Regions from separate parts of the Homo sapiens genome. Here all the other regions are linked to region 4. The links are chromatin contacts, found by Hi-C in ENCODE. All regions are on one chromosome and are shown on one strand. Each heading gives the region's core, a stretch centred on a gene start or an enhancer-like site at or near the end of the contact. The rest is flanking DNA. Distances are from core to core; before and after follow the strand shown. Region 1 holds the start of ZNF345 (zinc finger protein 345). Region 2 holds the start of ETFB (electron transfer flavoprotein subunit beta). Region 3 holds the start of ZNF585B (zinc finger protein 585B). Region 4 holds the start of SMG9 (SMG9 nonsense mediated mRNA decay factor). Region 5 holds the start of YIF1B (Yip1 interacting factor homolog B, membrane trafficking protein).

Evidence for each region. Hi-C counts contacts between places; a loop is a spot of excess contacts on that map. Pooled maps may share reads with other maps.
Region 1: a pooled map shows a loop between it and region 4 (16-fold over the local background). The contact joins the promoter of ZNF345 here to the promoter of SMG9 in region 4. A Hi-C loop is called at or near these places in 2 of 50 pooled maps.
Region 2: a map of psoas muscle shows a loop between it and region 4 (15-fold over the local background). The contact joins the promoter of ETFB here to the promoter of SMG9 in region 4. A Hi-C loop is called at or near these places in 1 of 168 maps with a recorded cell type or tissue (psoas muscle) and 6 of 50 pooled maps.
Region 3: a pooled map shows a loop between it and region 4 (6-fold over the local background). The contact joins the promoter of ZNF585B here to the promoter of SMG9 in region 4. A Hi-C loop is called at or near these places in 2 of 50 pooled maps.
Region 5: a loop to region 4 is called in a pooled map, with 6 times the contacts of the local background. The contact joins the promoter of YIF1B here to the promoter of SMG9 in region 4. A Hi-C loop is called at or near these places in 4 of 50 pooled maps.

The regions. Positions count from the first base shown.
Region 1 is chr19:36,848,606-36,852,584 of GRCh38, reverse strand. It overlaps ZNF345 (zinc finger protein 345), which reads right to left and starts at 1,709. Exons shown (of 3, transcript NM_001242472.2): 1 at 1,617-1,709; 2 at 681-755. It also overlaps a transcript of ZNF790 not described here. RefSeq lists an enhancer at 1,947-2,186.
Region 2 is chr19:51,363,871-51,367,637 of GRCh38, reverse strand. It overlaps ETFB (electron transfer flavoprotein subunit beta), which reads left to right and starts at 1,250. Exons shown (of 6, transcript NM_001985.3): 1 at 1,250-1,368. The coding sequence starts at 1,312. CLDND2 (claudin domain containing 2) reads left to right here. Exons shown (of 4, transcript NM_152353.3): 3 at 62-181; 4 at 423-540. The coding sequence ends at 496. RefSeq lists silencers at 1-134, 405-454 and an enhancer at 684-1,643.
Region 3 is chr19:37,208,786-37,212,745 of GRCh38, reverse strand. It overlaps ZNF585B (zinc finger protein 585B), which reads left to right and starts at 2,210. Exons shown (of 5, transcript NM_152279.4): 1 at 2,210-2,305.
Region 4 is chr19:43,753,418-43,757,013 of GRCh38, reverse strand. It overlaps SMG9 (SMG9 nonsense mediated mRNA decay factor), which reads left to right and starts at 2,052. Exons shown (of 14, transcript NM_019108.4): 1 at 2,052-2,360. RefSeq lists a silencer at 2,272-2,631 and an enhancer at 2,862-3,121.
Region 5 is chr19:38,314,391-38,317,885 of GRCh38, reverse strand. YIF1B (Yip1 interacting factor homolog B, membrane trafficking protein) reads left to right here and starts at 1,939. Exons shown (of 8, transcript NM_001039672.3): 1 at 1,939-2,026. The coding sequence starts at 1,969. RefSeq lists a silencer at 1,615-2,104.

The DNA.
Region 1 (3,979 bases), core at 460-2,959, 6.9 Mb after region 4:
ACCAGGCTGGAGGGCAGTGGCACAATCTTGGCTCACTGCAACCTCTGCCTCCCGGGTTCAAGCGATTCTCCTCAGCCTCCCAAGTAGCTGGGACTACAGGCGCGTGCCACCACGCCCAGCTAATTTTTGTGTTTTTAGTAGAGACGGGGTTTCCTCATGTTGGCCAGGATGATCTTGATCTCTTGACCTCGTGATCCGCCCGCCTTGGCCCCCCAAAGTGCTGGGATTACAGGCATGAGCCACTGCATCCAGCCACTATCAGCAATTTAATCACTAGGTATATATTCTAAAGAAATGCAAGCAAATGTGTACCAAAATATGCGCACAAAATGATCATAGTCACACTGCCTGTAGTAGCCAAAAATTACAAGACAAATGTCCATCAAGAGTAGAAGGATAAGGCCGGGCACAGCAGCTCACGCCTGTAATTCTGTCTCAAAAAAAAAAAAAAAAAAAGAAAGAAAGAAAAAAAAAAGAAAAAGAAAAATTAAAACCATCTGACAAATCAGTAAGGGAAAATCAGGTGTGGGAGGTGGGGTTTGAAGACACCACATTTTCTCAAAATGGAAACTCCAGGGATCAGGTCATCTCATAGGCAAGAATTTTCAAGAGAAGGAAAGCAACTATGTCCTGACAAAGAAAAAGGGATTTTTCTTAAACAAGAGGACAGGACAAGCTACCTTGCAGGTGCCTTGTGGATGTTCAACAGCCATTCTTTACTCCTGTTCGGAGGCCTCTATCCAAGCAGGGCAGGGCTGAGGAAGGAGAAAGCAGTCAGGAAACATCAGGTTCTTCTGAGAGGGAGTTGGTTTGACTATGTCAGAAGTTATCTTTGCTCAGCCCCTACTGCCCATCACCTACAGAGGAAGGTCAGAGAAGTCTAGGGCATCCTGCTTAATCCGGGCATCACAGACAACGGTAGGGTCAATGCCGTTCTGGGCAGAACCTGTCCCTGAGCTCACAGGGGTCTCCAATGGCTGAAGTCACAAAGACAAAGACTCCCCATACCTACATTGGCTATACGGACACATAGTCACACAAACTCACTCACACCGCAGGGACATAAACGTCACAGGCACCCCAAACCTAAACACAACACACAATCACACACTCATACACACCACGGGGGTAGACACGGACACAACCACAGAGTCCGTGGGCATCTCTCAAATTCCCAGTGACATACACCTTGGGGTCACAATGACAACAAATTCACACGCACCCTCCATCAACAATATCACCAACGCGCGCGCACACACACACACGGAAGCAGCCACAAACCTCAAAATTAAGGCATACTACACACAGTTCGGCAAATGGTAGTAAACACACACACACACACCCCAAGGGGACATACAGTCACAACCGCGGTCCAGGAACCTCACACTCGCAAACACAGTGCCCAACCCGGTCACAATTAAACTCTACTCACACCCGCACAAACATAAACAAAAAGTCCTCCTCCCCGCCCTCACAGTTCCATACACGGTCGCACAGACACACGCCCCCAGTCACAACCGTACACACTCCTCACAATCGCTCCTTAGCCTGTTCCCCACGCAGCCCACACAGGTCGGGAGTTCCTGTCGCGCCAGGCTCCGAGCCGCCTCACTTACGCCTGTTCGGATAGGGTCAGCTCCGTTCTACTAGAATCCACACAAGTCGACCCTAGCTATCTCACAAAGCCCCAAGGCCGCTTGCCCAAATCCGCGGGAAGATCCCGCCCACTCCTCAAGAGACAATCTAGTTATCGCGGGAGAGTGCCCTGGGCCTAGAGGCTTCTGGGAAGTGTAGTCCAGAAAGCGACAGGTTGCCGAAAGCTACAGCCCAGCCATCCCGATTCCCCTGGCGCGGACTCTGGCACCAACAAAACTATCTCTTTGAGGTGAGCTGCCCATCGGAGCCTTCCGGGAGTCTCACCTGACAAGGAGTCCCTAGACCAAGCTTTAGTCAGGCTCCTCTGAGCCCTTTTTGCTTGGCCAGGCCTCCTCCATAGCCTGCGAACAGCACTTCAGCAAGAATCCAGCTAAGCCAGTTTAGTAACAATCCCCCCACTCTTGATACTTAACTTCCTCTTAGTAATTTAGCATCCTTTAACTCCTTCACCCAGCCCGTTAGCTATAAATCTCCAGCTGCTGTTGTATTGGAAGTTGACTATTGCAATAGTCTTTAACCAAGTCCTTCTTGCCTGTTTAAGTCCTCTGGGGCAAGCTTTCTTTCACCCCGCCCAGCCTCAGAGGGCGGCTCCCGGGCTTCCGCCCCTCCTCGGGAGACATACTGGACCGCAGGGTCTCCTGGGAAACGTAGTCCAAGCCTCGCCGGGGATAGATGGGCCCAACTAAAGTGTGCTGCGTTCTCTGGGTCCTGAGGCGGCAGTCTGGCCGCAGTGACCAGACTAACTGTGCCCCGGAGGCTGCTTGGAATTCCACTTAACGCTGGAAGCACGCAGACGCTCTTGAGGCGGGCAGCTGCGTAGCGTGTGGAGGAGCCGGGAGAGCGCACCCCAATGTGGCACCTGAGCGTCTGGGACCGAACCAGCATGGGGAGTCGGAAGGGGACAAATCCGCGATCCCAGTCATGCATGTGAGACTGGGCAAAGGAAGGCTCGAGTGTGTGTGAGACCGCGGTGGGCCTGCTTGTGCTGGTGGGATGAGGGGTGTCTGGGTAGTTGAGTGAAAGAAACCGCGTGCGGGTCAGATTGGTGTGTGTGTGAGAGAAGTGAGGTCAAGATGTGTGCAGCTTTGGGCGTGGGGAGGTCATATTGAGTGTGTGGAGGTGGGGGGGGCAAGATCGTGTATGGATCTGTGTATGAGTGTGTGTAATCACCTGAATGTGGGTCACTGCGTGGGTAGCTGATACTATGACTGTGGAGGAATCTGAACCTCCAAGTCTCATTTTCTCTTTAAATTGTGATAACAAGGTTGTATCTTCCTGGTGCAGCAGTTTTAAAGGGGGGAAGCTCCATTACTGATATAATAAAATAGCATTTTTTATGTAAACATTTAACATTCAGACATTTCTTCTGAACTAGAGTACAAAATCAGTTATGAGTACTCCAAGTAGTTTAAAAAAGAAACCCGTCATAATAGATGCATATGGGGAAGATAAATAGTGAAAGGGGAACTTCCTTTTCACTATACTCTTGTTAAATTTTTAAAATCAATGTGAGGACTCATTTGAAAACAAATATAAAATTAAAAAACTGACAGAAAGGGGAGCTAGGAGGAAATCAATAATTTTTTAAGCTAGAAACTTTGGGAGGTGGTAGAGGTTGCCGAAATATGATGGCAGGAAGTGTATGACAACAGGAAATGCTGATGTAAAATATAATCCTGAAGCTTTTAACAATGGCAGGAAGGGCCGGGCATGGTGGTTCATGCCTGTGATCTCAGCACTTTGGAAGGCTGAGGCAGGAGGATCACTTGAGCTCAGGAGTTTGAGACCAGCCTGAACAGCATACTCTCTACAAACAAAACAAAACAAAAAAACCAAGCATGAGTGCGGTGGCTCACGCCTGTAATCCCAGCACTTTGGGAGACTGAAGTGGGTGGATCACTTGAGCCCAGGAGTTCAAGACCAGCCTGGCCAATATGGTGAAACCCCGTCTCTACTAAAAATACAAAATTAGCTGGGCGTGGTGGTGTGCACCTGTAATCCCAGCTACTTTGGAGGCTGACGCAGGAGAATGGCTTGAACCCGGCAGACAGAGGTTGCAGTGAACTGAGATCGCACCACTGCACTCCAGCCTGGATGACAGAGTGAGACTCCGTCTCAAAAAACCCCCAAAAAACAAGGGGACCTCCTCTTTCGGCTTTGGAGCCACCACCCCCCCAACCCCCATCTCTGTATGGGGGAACTTCTTCCTTCTGTCTTCTCCCTTCCTTCTTGCCTATTAAACTCTCCGCTCCTTAAAACAAAACAAAATACAACAAACAAACAAACAAAAAGACCCAAAAAACAAAAACAACAAAATTTGGAC
Region 2 (3,767 bases), core at 1-2,500, 7.6 Mb before region 4:
TGGCCTGGGTGCAGCCCCCACCAGGCCCAGCTAGCTCATCTTGCGGCTGGGCGGGGCCCAGGACTGCTGCTGCTGACCGCCTTGATAGGCTACACCGTGAAGAATGCGTGGAAGAACAACGTCTTCTTCTCTTGGTCCTATTTTTCTGGGTGGCTGGCCTTACCCTTCTCAATTCTCGCGGGTAAACTGGACAGCGGGAAGAGGGTGGAGGAGACTGCCCAGAAGACCCTCACCCCAGAGGCTCCCCAGCTGCCCTCCCAGGAAACCCCGGGGACCTCTCGGGGACTCCCCAACACACTAACGACTCCCGCAGACCCGGCAGAGACCCCCTTGGAGCCCCAAACCCCAGTCCCCGGGGCCCTCCCGGCCATCCGCCCCAGGGCCCACCTTCCTCTCCCTGCTCCGCACCCCCGTCCCCCCAGGCTTCTGCTTTCTGCTGGCAGACATGATCATGCAGAGCACCGACGCCATCAGTGGATTCCCCGTGTGTCTGTGACTGCAGCCTGCCTGGGGCAGAATAAAGGAACGGCTTTTTTTAGCGCTGCGGCTCCGCGTGCTTTTCTGCGGGTCGTGGGGACGCAGGCACGGGGTTGCATAGAGGCTCAGGGAAGACATAAGGACATGAACTCATAGGGAACGTGGAGACAGGGAGACACAGACATGGAGACACAAGTCTCCATGGATTGGGATGGGAACAGGGACATGTGGGAGGGGCGGGGCCAGGAGGGGACGTGGGCCTTTGGAGAGGGTGTGGAGAGGCTGTGGGGACGACATGGAGGTGAAGTAGAGACACGGACAGGGGAGGATACGGATATGGAAGGGACAGGGAACACGGGGATGGAGAGAGTGGAGAGACCGACGCGCGAGGATTCAGAGGCGTGGGAATACGAGTACCGCGACTTGGAGAGGCCGGGAAGAAGTGGGGGATCTGGAGAGGGAGAGCAGATCCGGGGATACCGGGAAGTGTTTATAGGACCGGGAGGATCTATAAACTCCGGGCGCGCTTCCCTCCAGTGCACGACCTTTCCCCTAGTTCTCTGCCCTGCCCTCTCCGCCAGGCCTTTCCTTCTCTCTCCAGGTCCCGCTCGCTCCCCGAGATCCGCTTCCCATTGGTTTGCATTGCTTGCCACACCTCCCTTCCTTCCGGCCTCTCGATTGGTCCTCTGTCGGGGAGGCGGGCTCTGCAGCGGTTGACTGGCTGACCGTGCTGCGCGCAGGCGCAGAGAGGGGCGCGGGGGGCGGGGGTGGTGGGGCTTCTGGACTGAGCCGCTGAGGGTGCGGGCTGACCCTGTAAGTGGCTGCGGCGGGAAGATGGCGGAGCTGCGCGTGCTCGTAGCTGTCAAGAGGGTCATCGACTACGCCGTGAAGGTGATCGGGCCCCCCTCTCCCACATCCCTGAGTCCCGCAGCCGTGTGCTTCCGGGGCCACGAGCGCACACTGGGTGGGGGTCTTCTCGTAACCCCCGACCTCTGCCGCTTTAACCCCCAAACGTCAAAGTCACCTGAGGGCAAAAATCCAAGAGTGAAGTTCTAACATCCGATCCCTCCGGGGTCACGGCCATGTTCTCTTTTCCCTCGTTCTGGATTCACTCTCTTGATAACTGTTCAGAGTGAGTTGCTTTCTCTATTTCTTACCCACTGGAAGAAGTCACGGTCCCTGTTTAATGCACGGAGAAACTGAGGCACAGAGAGGTCACCCAGCTAGAGAAGGGCAGAGCCGAGAGTTCTATCCAGGTTCCTCTGACTGCTTTCACCCACTAGGCTGCATTACTTACCATTGTACTCTTATATTACCCGAAATGTGCTATAGAGGGAGTCAGACAGGGTCCTGTGGGGCCCCAGAAGCTGCTTTCCACCCTCCATAGCCACAGGGTGAGCCAGGAGGCTCTAGCTAGGGAGAGAGAAGTGTGTTTGCTAGAGATGAAAGTTCAAGGAGCCAACCTGACTGAGCTGGGGGTAGCTCACATTCTCCATGAAAGAGGTGGGGGAGGGTGCTCTCAGCGCCTGGCTTGTTGTCCCCAGAGGGAAGCTGGTGTGGACAGAGGTGAATCAGACACGGTCTCTCAGGCCCGTTTCTCTCAATGCTTGGCCTGAACTGGACTGAAGATGGTGACTGTCTGTCCATGTCTGTCCTTCCCATCAGCCTGGGGACTTACCTCCGTGTCCCCAGCATTACCTAGCGCAGGGCCTGGCACCCTGGAGGCCTCAGGGTGGGCAAAACCAGGGTCACAAAGTTGACACTGATACTGCCCCTGCCTGCTTAGGGAGTGGGCTGGGGAAGAGGGTACAGGAGCCAGACTTGAGCATGAAAGTGTCAGTGATGATAGCAGCCAGCATTTAGCGGGTACTTACGTGGCAGGCATCGTTCCAAGTCCTTTGCAGAGATTAACCCATTCAGTCCTTTCAGTACCCTTTGTATTATTTATTATTTATTTTTATTTTTTGAGACGGAGTTTTGCTCTTTTTGCCCAGGCTGGAGTGCAATGGCGCAGTCTTGGCTCACTGCAACCTCAGCCTCCCGAGTTCAAGCAATTCTCCTACCTCAGCCTCCCAGGTAGCTGGGATTACAGGCATGTGCCACCACACCTGGCTAATTTTTTGTATTTTTAGTAGAGATGGGGTTTCACCATGTTGGTCAGGCTGGTCTCAAACTCCAGACCTCAGGTGATCCACCCGCCTGCCTCGGCCCCCCAAAGTGCTGGGATTACAGGTGTGAGCCACCGTGCCTGGCCGACCCTTTGTATTATTAATTCCATTGGATAGATGAGGAAACTGAGGCCTGTCAGATCTCCCAGCCAGTAAGTGGCAGAGTTACGATCGAAACCCCGGGCAAGTCTGGCTCTAGACTCTGCTCTCCCATCTCCCTCAATGCCCCCTGTCCTAATGATGCCTCTGGCAGCACATGACAGGGATGTCACCTGTAGCCCTTTTGAGACACATTCCTCTTGGGGTCCTGGGACCCAACACTTGGTTTCCTCCCTGCTCTGACTGTTCGTTACTGTCACATCTTTGGAGTCCTACAGCTCCCTGGGCCTCTTCTCTCCATCCCAGCCCTGGCCTTCCACGCCTGGCATGTCTGGGATTGGATCCGTCTCCCCCATGGTGCAGGCCCACGTTTGACTCAGCTCTGGTCCCAGCATCACTCAGCACAGAGCCTGGCACATGGATGTCTCTGGTGTGCTCAGGGAGAGAACAGAGGGGAAGCGTGAAGGCCGCGTTGAATCAGCTACTGTCCTTTCCAGAGGGTGCTGCCTTCCCCTCCCGCAGTGCCCCAGGGCTCCCTGCATTACATCCTGTCTCACTGGATGTGTCTGTTGATGTCCTTTTCAGAACAAATAAATGATTCAGACCCTGCCAGCTTCCTAAACACCAGATTAGACCTGGGTACTGTCCCACCCTCTTTCCCTTCTCCCAAAGCTGTCAGTTCTCCACCCCCCACCCTTCTTGCCCTATTGTCTCTTGGTGTCATTGTCTCACCTGGACCCTCACCCGGGTCCTCCCTCACTCCCAGTCTCTCCCTCTCAGCCCACCTCTACCCAGCCTTAGGGGCCTTTCTGCACCCAGAGCTCACCCTGCTCTCCCCTGCTCCCAGCCTGCCTGTGGCTCCCCAGCACCCTCAGGACAGAGTCGCAGCCCCTCTGCCTGGCATTTGGGATGCTTTGTGGTCCAGCCTCCTCTTCATGGTCTGCTTCAGCCGTCCACTTCCCTCCTTGGACCCTCCCTTACCCTTTGTGCTTCTGCCACTGTGACCTGCTCCTCCTGTCCTGA
Region 3 (3,960 bases), core at 961-3,460, 6.5 Mb after region 4:
CTCAACAAAATACTAGCAAACCAAATCCAATAGCATGTCAAAAAGATACACAATGATCAAGTGGGACTTATCCCAGGGAAGCAAAGATGGTTTAACATATGCAGATTAGTATGTGCAATACATCACATTGACAGAATGAAGGACAAAAATCATATGGTCATCTCAATAGAAACAGAAAAAGCATTTGACAAAATTCAACATCTCTTTGCAATCAAAAAAAAAAAAAAACAAAACTCCCTGGCCGGGCTCGGAGGCTCACGCCTGTAATCCCAGTTCTTTGGAGTCTCACTCTGTCACCAGGCTGGAGTGCAGTGGCTCCATCTCAGCTCCCTGCAACCTCCACCTCCTGGGTTCAAGTGATTCTACTGCCTCAGCCTCCCAAGTAGCTGGTACTACAGGCGCACGCCACCACACCCAGCTAATTTTTGTATTTTTAGTAGAGGCAGGGTTTCACCATGTTGGCTAGGATGGTCTCGATCTCTTGACCTCATGATCCACCTGCCTCGGCCTCCCAATGCGTTGGGATTACAGGCATGAGCCACTGCGCCCAGCTGGGATTGCTTTTGAGCCTGGGCAGTCAAGGTTGCAGTGAGCCATGATTGTGCCATTACACTCCAGCCTGGGTGACAGAGTGAGACTCTGTCTCAAAAAAAAAAAAAAAAAAAAAGCAAGATTTTCTTCAGGTGTTTTTAGTCACACGTTGGCCATATTAAAGACTGTTATTATTATTATTGTGCTGTTGTTGTTGTTGTTGTTGTTTTGAGATGGAGTTTTGCTCTTGTTGCCCAGGCTAGAGTGCAATGGCATGATCTCGGCTCACTGCAACCTCCGCCTTCTGGGTTCAAGCGATTCTCCTGCCTCAGCCCCCCAAGTAGCTGGGATTATAGGCACACACCACCATGCCCAGCTAATTTTGTATTTTTAGTAGAGACGGGGTTTCACCATGTTGGTCAGGCTGGTCTCGAACTCCCCACCTAAGGTGATGTGCCCGCCTCGGCCTCCCAAAGTGCTGGGATTACAGGCATGAACCACCACGACCAGCCAAGACTATTATTATTTTTATTGTTGCTGCTTACTATAGTTGTGCTTGAGTTAGCTAGGGTGGATGCTGATGGAGATTAAGGGGATTAAAATATCTATACCTCCCAAAGCCTTCTACCAGCCGTTTCAAAGGGGATGCTTAGACTTCTAACCCCTCTTCCATGGTATCTCCTAGAAGAGGATTGTACTAACCCAACTTCTACCCTATTTCCTAATGTGTTTTCAACTACTAAAAATTGTACCTCCCTTCCTGCAGGATACTACCTACTGTGACATAACTCCGTCTTGCCTAGTGGTTTCACCCAGGAGTGAACTCAGATCCCAGTCCACCCTTCTCCTGAGTGGTGTCTCCAAAAAATAGATTGTACCATCCTGATGCCTCCTCTTATCTCCCTTATTTCTCTCAGGATCCCTGGCTTCCTAGTTCCCCCATGGTTTCTCCTAGTAAATCGTTGTTTTCTGCAGTGTGCCGTAACCAAGGGGTAACTTAGGTATTGTAAATATAACAGCCGGAGGCGGTGGCTCACGCCTATAACCCCAGCATTTTGGGAGGCCGTGGTGGGTGGATCATTTGAGGTCAGGAGTTCGAGACCAGCGTGACCAGTAGAGACGTGAAACTGCGTCTCTACTAAAAATACAAAAAAATTAGCTGGGTGTGGTGGCGCTTGCCTGTAATCCCAGCTACTCGGGAGGCAGAGGCAGGAGAATCGCTTGAACCTGGGAGGCAGAGGTTGCAGTGAGCCGAGATGGCGCCACTGCACTCCAGCCTGGGCGACAGAACAAGACTCTGTCTCAAAACAAACAAACAAACAAAAAAAAACATAAAGCTCCAGATCCTATCTTCAGGAACTTCTTCTTGGGTACAAGCGTGGTCACACTGGTTACAGTCTTGCATTCTATGTGAAAATCCTTGCCTTACTCTAGTCAACACTCCAGGAGGCGGACTCCTCCACTGTACGGAATCGATACGCATCAAAGATGGCGACCCACACAAATAAACACCATAAGGGCGCGGTTATATTCTCTGCCCGTGAGCGCCGATTACGGAAACTGCACGATGTCTCTAAATATGTGTGTGCTCCCTGTTGACTGTGGGCTGAAATTGGCTTCCAAGTTAATTTAGAGCATGCGCAATATCAACAGTCCATAAGGGGAGGTGCTAGAAGTCGGACCGGAAGTGGAAGTGGTCCCCGAAGGCTATTTCGCCGCTGGCGTCAGGACTATTTTCACGTTTTAATGCCGAGAGGTCTCTGTGACGATTTTGGTTGGTTGCAATTAGGGATTCTGTGAAGTCAGTAATAGAGGAGTTGTCTGTGGAATTAGTGATGGTGGTTTCGGGGCATGGTGATGGGGGTCTGTGACGTCCGTTGATGGTTGTCTGTGACAGGGATTTCTCGGGTCATTGATGGGGCTCTTTGGGATGAGTGATTGGGGTTTGGGGGTCAGTGACGGGAGTCTGTGGTCAGTGACTGAGGGCCTGTAGGGTCAGCTATGGTGGTCGGTGAGGACTGTGATCAGCTTGCTTTCTGACCTGAGTTGAAAGTTCAGTTCTTTCCATTTCAGCCTGTAATATAAAGATTAACAAGTTTTGATGTGTAGCAGTTTCGTATTGTTCAAATCTAAGTGTTTAAAAATTTTTTTCAGTAATTGTTTTTCTTTGACCCATGAGCTGTTTAGAAGTGCACTTTATGGCCGGGCGCGGTGGCTCAAACCTGTAATCCCAGCACTTTGGGAGACCCAGGCGGGCGGATCATGAGGTCAGGAGATCGAGACCATCCTTGCTAACACGGTGAAACCCCGTCTCTACTAAAAATACAAAAAATTAGCCGGGCGTGGTGGCGGGCGCCTGTAGTCCCAGCTACTCTGGAGGCTGAGGCAGGAGAATGGCGTGAACCCGGGAGGCGGAGCTTGCGGTGAGCCCAGATCTTGCCACTGCACTCCAGCCTGGGCCACAGAGCACCAAAAAAAAAAAAAAAAAAAAGAAGTGCACTTTATGTTTCAATTAGTGTCTGTAGGTGATGCTTCAGTTGAACAATTGCTTTATGGCCTAGTTCTTCCTCATTTTTCATAAATGTCACATCTATTACATGAAAAGAGTGTAATATGTTCTCTAATTTGTATTGTTATGGATATTAATCATATGTTATATATATTATGTATCTCCTCACAGATTATTTTGTTGAGGAAGGTAAACTACTCACATTGGAAAAGTTATTTGTCCACCTGTCCTTTCTTCTGTTTCTGCTTTATATATTTAAAACTATATTATTGGGATCAGTTGAGTGTATTGCTAGATATGACTGACCGGGCCTGGTGGCTCACGCCTGTAATCCCAGCACTTTGGGTGGCCAAGGTGGGCAGATCACCTGAGGTCAGGAGTTCGAGACCAGCCTGGCCAACATGGAAAAACACCTCTAACCAAAAATACAAAAATTAGCTGGGTGTGGTGGTGGGTGCCTGTAATCCCAACTACTCGGGAGGCTGAGGCAGAAGAATCACTTGAACCTGGGAGGCGGAGGTCGCAGTGAGCCAAGATCATGCCATTGCACTCCAGCCGGGGCGACAAGAGTGAAACTCCATCTCAAAAAAATAAAAAAATAGATATGACTAAATAGCTCAAAAGACATTATAGCAATTCAAGCTTCAACCAATAATTTATAAAAGCAATTTGCCTAAATGCTTTCCAACAGTGGATGTTGTCACTTTTTTTTTTGAGACAGAGTCTTGCTCTGTCGCCCAGGCTGGAGTGCAATGCCGTGATCTCCGCTCATTGCAACCTCTGCTTCCCTGGTTCAAGCTATTCTCCTGTCTTAGCCTCTTGAGTAGCTGGGATTTCAAGTGCCCGCCACCACGCCTGGCTAATTTTTGTATTTTTAGTAGAGACAGCGTTTCGCCATGTTGGCCAGGCTGGTCTCGAAC
Region 4 (3,596 bases), core at 803-3,302:
CTGGTCTTGAACTCCTGACCTCAGGTGATCTGCCTGCCTCGGCCTCCCAAAGTGCTGAGATTACAAGCGTGAGTCACTGCGCGGACCAACATCTGTTAAACAAATTAGGGGAGAAGATTATAGTGATGTATATAAAGCAGAGAGCACACAGCCTGGTACACAGTGGGTCCAAGGTCAATGCCAGGCCTCCTCTTTCCCTCTTTTAAGAAAATTCTACCTCTGAGGGTTGCCCTGACGTGAAACTGGCAATCGTGAGTGATCTGGGGTTGAGAAATTCAGATATGGCCTGAGCTGAAGAAGTAAAATTGGACACTGATAGACATAATACAGAGATGGCCTGTCATGTGTATCTTTATCAAACACCCAGAATCTTTCCCCAGAATCCATCAACAGTGGACTCAAGTCATTCTGGGTGACTGGTGTTTCTACCTGTGGCAGCCTGGAGAGGTGGCTCCACCTGGTACTGGTACTGGGACAATGACAGTAGGGATGAGGCCTGGAGGGGAGAGGGCTGCTCAGAATCTACAACTATCAGCATGGTAGACCACAAAATAATACACAGAGACAACACACAGTACCATTAGGCAACAGGCACTGTTCTATGCACTCTCACCCATTTAATGCTGGCGGCAATGTTGTAAGTAAGGTTATACCACACCCAATTCACAAACAGGGACGTAGAAGTAGAGAGTATTAAGTCACTTGGTCAAGCTCAGCCGCTATTTATATGAACTCAACACATGCTCTTAACTCCAATGCTTTATTATAACAGCAGCTCCAGAAGGAAACCGGGAACCAGTGCTTTAGGAAAGGAAAATGGGAACCAGAGGTGGAAACTTACTTTTATTGTATACAGCCAGAGAGGTTTGAATTGTGTATGTACATGTAATACCTGTTCAAATATAATTTTAAAAAACTTTTTTTTAGACCAGCCACGGTGGCTCACGCCTGTCATCCTAGCACTTTAGGAGGCCGAGGCGGGCGGATCACTTGAGGTCAGGAGTTCGAGACCAGCCTGGCCAACATGGCAAAACCCAGTCTCTACTAAAAATACAAAAAATTAGCCAGGCGTGGTGGACGCCTGTAATCCCAGCTATTTGGGAGGCTGAGGCAGGAGAATCGCTTGAATTTCAGGAGGTGGAGACGGCAGTGATCCGAGATCTCGCCACTGCACGCCAGCCTGGGTGACAGGGCGAGACTCCGTCTCTAAATAAATAAATAAAATAAAAATAAATAAAATTTCAAATAAAAAGCTAGAACCTTCCCATCCACCCACTCTGCCCACTGGGGAACTGCCGACCCTTCCGAATGCGCATGCGCTCTCCAGGCCGCGCCCGTCGCCCAATGTTCCTCTTTGGCGCGCGCAAGACTCCGCCCACGTGTGTTTAAATTTTCGACCCTGGAGCGGATTCCCTTCTCCAACGCGGCCTTCGAGGGTTTTAAACATAGTTCTGTCTCAGACTATTCTGCATCTCCCAGGCCTTAAGGATAAAACTGACACTGGAGACCCTTCAGGGTCTGACCTGCCCATTCTGCTGCCTCACCTCCCACCCAGGTGGACCCTGAATCCAAGCCAGTCTAGACCTCTTCCCCCGGGGTCTTCGCCGCCTTTGCTTAGCTGTTCCCTGGAGTACCCTCGCCTGCCTGTCCTTCAAGGTCCAACCGGACCCGCGCCCTTTCCTAAGTGATTTGAGGCCCTGGCAGTCTCTCCACAGGCCGGGGTGTCTTCCAGGGCGCACGCCAAGTCTGATTCATTCATGTGTTCTTGGCACTCAGCCCAGAACAGTGAAATTCCTCCCTGTCGTCCCACCCCACTGCATCCCGCCAACATCACCGAAGAGGCACAACTCGAACCCCAGATCCGGGCCGCTCTCCCTCCTGCCGGCTCCTCGGCGTATCCATTTCCCTACTCATCTCCCCACCCTCAACCCCCCAACCGCGCGCACGCGCATTGAGTCAGAGCCGCGGCGTCCTCCCGCCTCCCGCTCCGGAACCCGCATGCGTGCTGAAGCCGACCGCCTCCATCCACGCACGCTCAGCCCGGCGAGCGCATTCAGTTCTCGAGCTCCAGCCCTCAGCGCATGCGCAGGACGAGTCGCCTGAGGGAACTGATCTCAGCTCGGGCCCGCGTTACATCCTCCTCCTCTTCTTCCTTCGGCCCAGCTTTCCTTAGGGGCTGCAACCCGGACGCCGAGGCCGGTTTCGGAGTGGGGAGTGCCCATTTTCTCTCCTTCCCACGTTCCTGGCCCCCAGACGCCATTTGCAGGCGGGTGGCTTGGGTCAGCCTCCCCGCCCCCACCCGACTCCCGTCACGGGAGAGCGCACACCGCGCCCCGAGAACCAATCAGCAGCCGCGTTAGGTAAGGGGGCCGCGAGCCCGCGCGAGGCTAGCGCACCGGCGGCGGGCGGGGCGCTCCGGCAGGCCCCGCCCCCGCCTTGGCCATTGAAAGGTCGCTGGGACGTCCGGCGGGGGTGCGGCACTGAGTAGGGGGCCGGCGACCGTCAATTCGATACTGGGTTGGCAGGAATGGGGGCGGGGGACGGAAATAACGTGTAAATGAGAAACTTATGCTCTGCGAGATCCAAGTACAGCCTGCAAACTGCCCGTCAAGTACTGGGGAGGCCGCCCCAATAACGTGTAACGAGAAACTTGAGTTGGGTTCCCCGAGGGAAGCTTTGTAAAGCAATGCCTAAATCCGGGGGAGGCTCCCTTCTAGAACCCCGTAGAGAGAAGTTTAAATCCTAGGGAGTCCTTAGGAAAATGTGCAAATCGACTACAGTTCTGGGCTGGGGAGTGCCCCACGAAGTGGGCTTACATACTCAGGAATCGGGAGAGTCTCCCCAAATATTTGCAAATAGTGAGGTTCTGGGAGATCCCCGAAGGGAGTGTGTGAAGCGATGCCTAAATACTGAGGAGACACTCCCCAAAAATATGTAAATTCGATTTGTTAATTTTCGGGAAGTCACCCTAGAAGTCCATCAGCAGACACTTAAATAGACCAGCTTTCCTAAGTTTGGGGGTAATCCCCAAAGGAGCCCGGAAACAGCATTGGAAGTCCCCAGCTTGCATGTGGGTGGGGTTTTTTTTTTTTTTCTTTGAGACAAGAGTCTCGCTCTGTCGCCCAGGCTGGAGTGCAGTGGCACGATCTCGGCTCACTGTATCCTCCACACCTGGTTTAGGTGGGCTTTTAAGTTCCAAGGAACTCCCCACATTCAGATACTGTGGAAGCTCCCAGAATAAAGGGCACAGGGAGGCCAGGTGCGGTGGCTTACCCGGGGAATCCGATCACTTTGGGAGACCGAGGCTGGCGAATCACTTGAGGCCAGGAGTTCGATACCAGCCTGGCCAACATGGCGAAACCCCGTCTCTACTGAAAATGCAAAACTTAGCCCGGCCTGGTGGTATGCACCTGTAATCCCACCTACTTGGGAGGCTGAGGCAGGAGAATTGCCTGAACCCGGGAGGCAGAGGCCGCAGCCAGCTGAGATCGTGCCACTGCACTCCAGCCTGGGCAACAGAGCAAGACCGTCTCAAAAAAAAAAAAAAAAAAAAAAGAAAAGCATTCACACAGGGGCGCTTACTTTGCACAGGAAAG
Region 5 (3,495 bases), core at 690-3,189, 5.4 Mb after region 4:
ACATAAGGCTGGGTGCGGTGTTTCATGCCTGTAATCTCAGTGCTTTGGGAGGCCAAGGCAGGTGGATCACCTGAGGTCAGGAGTTCGAGACCAGCCTGGCCAACATGGCGAAACCCTGTCTCTACTAAAAATACAAAAAATTAGCCAGGTGCGATGGCACACGCCTGTAATCTCAGCTATCGGGAGGCTGAAGCAGGAGAATCACTTGAACCCAGGAGGCAAAGGTTGCAGTGAGCCGAGATCGCATCACTGCACTCCAGCCTGGGCGACAGAGCAAGACTCCATCTCAAAAAACAAACAAAAAAGCAATAAGAAAAAAAAAAACATTTATGGAAGAGATGTATCTGGAGCAACCAGAGCAAGAGAGGGCTGAGGATGAGGAGAAAATGGTGTTGGAGCCCAGGGGACAGAGGCTAAATCAGAGGTGAAGAAGAATGCGGGCATTTCGCTCACAAAAAGGAACCACAGTGGAGCCAGCACTCATCACTGAGAAACCAGGAGCAGCCCTTAAGGTCTCCAAAAAGACAACGTCTCAGAGGAGGAAGAGGAAGCCACAGCGATAGGGTCACTTGCTGACATCCTTCCGGATGCGCTATCGCTGCGCAGAAGTAACTTCCACCACTATGTTTTCCTGAGATAAGTCGGGGAGTCTGAGAGGGAGAGAAGGGGGGAGACTGAGAGTCAGAGAGAGGAGAGACTAAGGACGCTAGGTGGGCAGGGCTCTTCACTTGCAGGTGCGCCTGTGTGCTGTGAGTTGCTGGGGGTTGTAGAATGCTTTTGGTGGACAGAGGGAACCAGGTTGCAATGTGAGAACATTTTTATGAATTTCTGGGAAACTGCCTTAAGATCTATTCCAAGAGAGACACCTGGTTCTTCTCACCTAACTTGTTGGGTTTCCTTTTCTCACTCTAAATATTCACTTTAAGGCCGGGCACTGTGGCTCATGTCTGTAATCCTAATGCTTTAGGAGGCTGAAGCAGGAGGATGGCTTGAGCCCAGGAATTCGAGACCAGCCTGGGCAACATAGCAAGATCCTGTTTTGACAAAAAATTTAAAAATTAGCTGGGCATGGTGGTGCATGCCTGTGGTGCCAGTTACTGGGGAGGCTGAGGCAGGAGGATCACTTGAGCTCAGGGGGTCCGAGGCAGCCTGGAAAACAGAGGAAGACCCTGTCTCAAAATAAATAAATATTTACTTTAATACCTAAGGGATGTCAAAAATTGTATAAGCCCCTACAACTCCAATTAGCCCCTCAGGAACACAAATGTTTCTCTTTTCCTTGCTCCACAGCCTTTTCTGGCTCTCCAGTGCTCTCAATGACCCAAACTGAACGGCTGTCTGCAGAGAACTGCATTTCCCATCGACCTTTTCGCTCGATATTTACATTTTAAAAAATGTTTTGTAGCGATGGAGATCTCGCTGTTGCCCAGGCTGGTCTCGAACTCCTGGGCTCAAGCGATCCTCAGCCTTCCAAAGTGCTGAGATTACAGGCGTTAAGCCACTGAGCCTGGCTAAATTAAAAAAAAAAAAAATTGTAGGGATGGGGCGGGGCGAGGGTCACTATGTTGCTCAGGCTAGTCTCGAATCCCTGGGCTGAAGCAATCCTCCCGCCTCGGCCTCCCAAAGTGCTGGAGTTAGGGGCGTGAGCCCCGGCAAGGGGCAGACACTCATTTTCTGTCGTGGCAGACACCGCCTCCTCCTGGGATTGGTCCCGGCCTCGCCCTCCTGCCACTCAGGCCTTGACTCGCTTTACTGCATGAGCCCAGTAGCCCAGTCTCCGCCTCTTACGTAAGGCACCGCCCAGTCGTCCAGGCCTCCGTGAAGGGGGGGGCTGGAGGGGTCGGGGGGGTGGGGGCGAGGCCTTCCCTCAATCCTGACGTCCATTGGCTGTCTCTTCGCCGGCGGGGCGTGGGTACGGGAGCCGGGCGGGCACGCTCCGAACCGCGGCTTAGGTGGCGGCGGCGAAGGATGCACCCGGCAGGCTTGGCGGCGGCGGCTGCGGGGACGCCCCGGCTGCGTAAGTGGCGTACGTGGCCGGCGGAGGAGATCGGGCGGGCGGGGGCGTGGCGGGGCGGCCGCGTCGGTTGGCGAGGTCACTGCAGGTCAGAGGTCACGAGATCAAGGATCTGGAACCCTGAGGTGTGCACAGCGCTGGGATGCCAGGTTCGGGTAGGAGGCCCCTTGGGGGGCGATTCTTTAGGAAATTCCTTTAGAAGAAAACAACTTGGGACTGGATAGCGTGCGATATGCAGAGAAATGCAACTTTCATTCATTTGCAGTTAGCGATCCGCCCTTCCCTGCTCCCCACCCTTCCGTGGCTCCCCAGTACCCGCCTGCTGTCGCCCACACCCTTAGGACAGCTTCGTGGCCCCCCGGGAGCGCAGAGGGCCATGCCTACCGCTCATTTAAGAAGCGAACCTGTATTGTGCTGTTGGCCCCCTTTTCCTGTCTCTTCATCTCCGTGAGTGTGCTGTGTGTTTCATTTATTCATTCAACCTAACTTGTCTCAACTCCCATGTGTCAGGCCCTGTGTTGGGATGGAGATGTTGTGGGAGCCCTGAGGAGGCACATGACCCAGCCTAGGGGTGTCAGTGAAGCTTCCTGGAAGAGGATACTTCTTTTTCTTTTTTTTTTTTTTTTGAGACCTAGTTTTGTTCTTGTTGCCAAGGCTGGAGTGCAATGGCGCGATCTCAGGTCACCGCAACCTCCGCCTCCCGGGTTCAAGCGATTCTCCTGCCTCAGCCTCCCAAGTAGCTGGGATTACAGGCGCAGGCCACCACGCCCGGGGTGGTATAGACGGGGTTTCTCCATGTTGGTCAAGCTGGTCTCAAACTCCCGACCTCAGGTGATCCGCCCGCCTAGGCCTCCCAAAGTGCTGGGATTACAGGCGTGAGCCACCGCACCCGGCATGGAAGAGGATAATTCTGATCATGAAAAGTTACCCAGGAGAAGGAGATTTGTAGTGAGAGGGCAGGCTGGGCGTGCTGGCCTACACCTATAATCTCAGCACTTTGGGAGGTCGAGGTGGGCGAATCACTTGGGGCCAGGAGTTGGAGACCAGCTTGGGTAACAGCAAAATCCTATCTCTAATAAAAGTACACAAAATTAGCCGGGTGTGGTGGCGAGCACCTGTAATCCCGGCTACTTGGGAGTCTGAGGCTTGAGAATCACTTGAACCCAGGAGGCAGAGGTTGCACTGAGGCGAGATTGCACCAGCCTGGGCGACAGAGCAAGACTTCGCCTCAAAAAAAAAAAAAAAAAAAAAAAAAGAGGGTGATCCACCTGCCTTGGCCTCCCAAAGTGCTGGGATCACAGGCATGAGTCACGGTGCCCAGCCAACCAGCCTGGCCAACATGATGAAACCCCATCTCTACTAAAAATGCAAAAAAATTAGGTTGGGCGCAGTGGTTCACACCTATAATCCCAGGATTTTGGGAGGCCGAGGTGGGAGGATCACGAGGTCAGGAGTTCGAGACCAGCCTGGCCAACATGGTG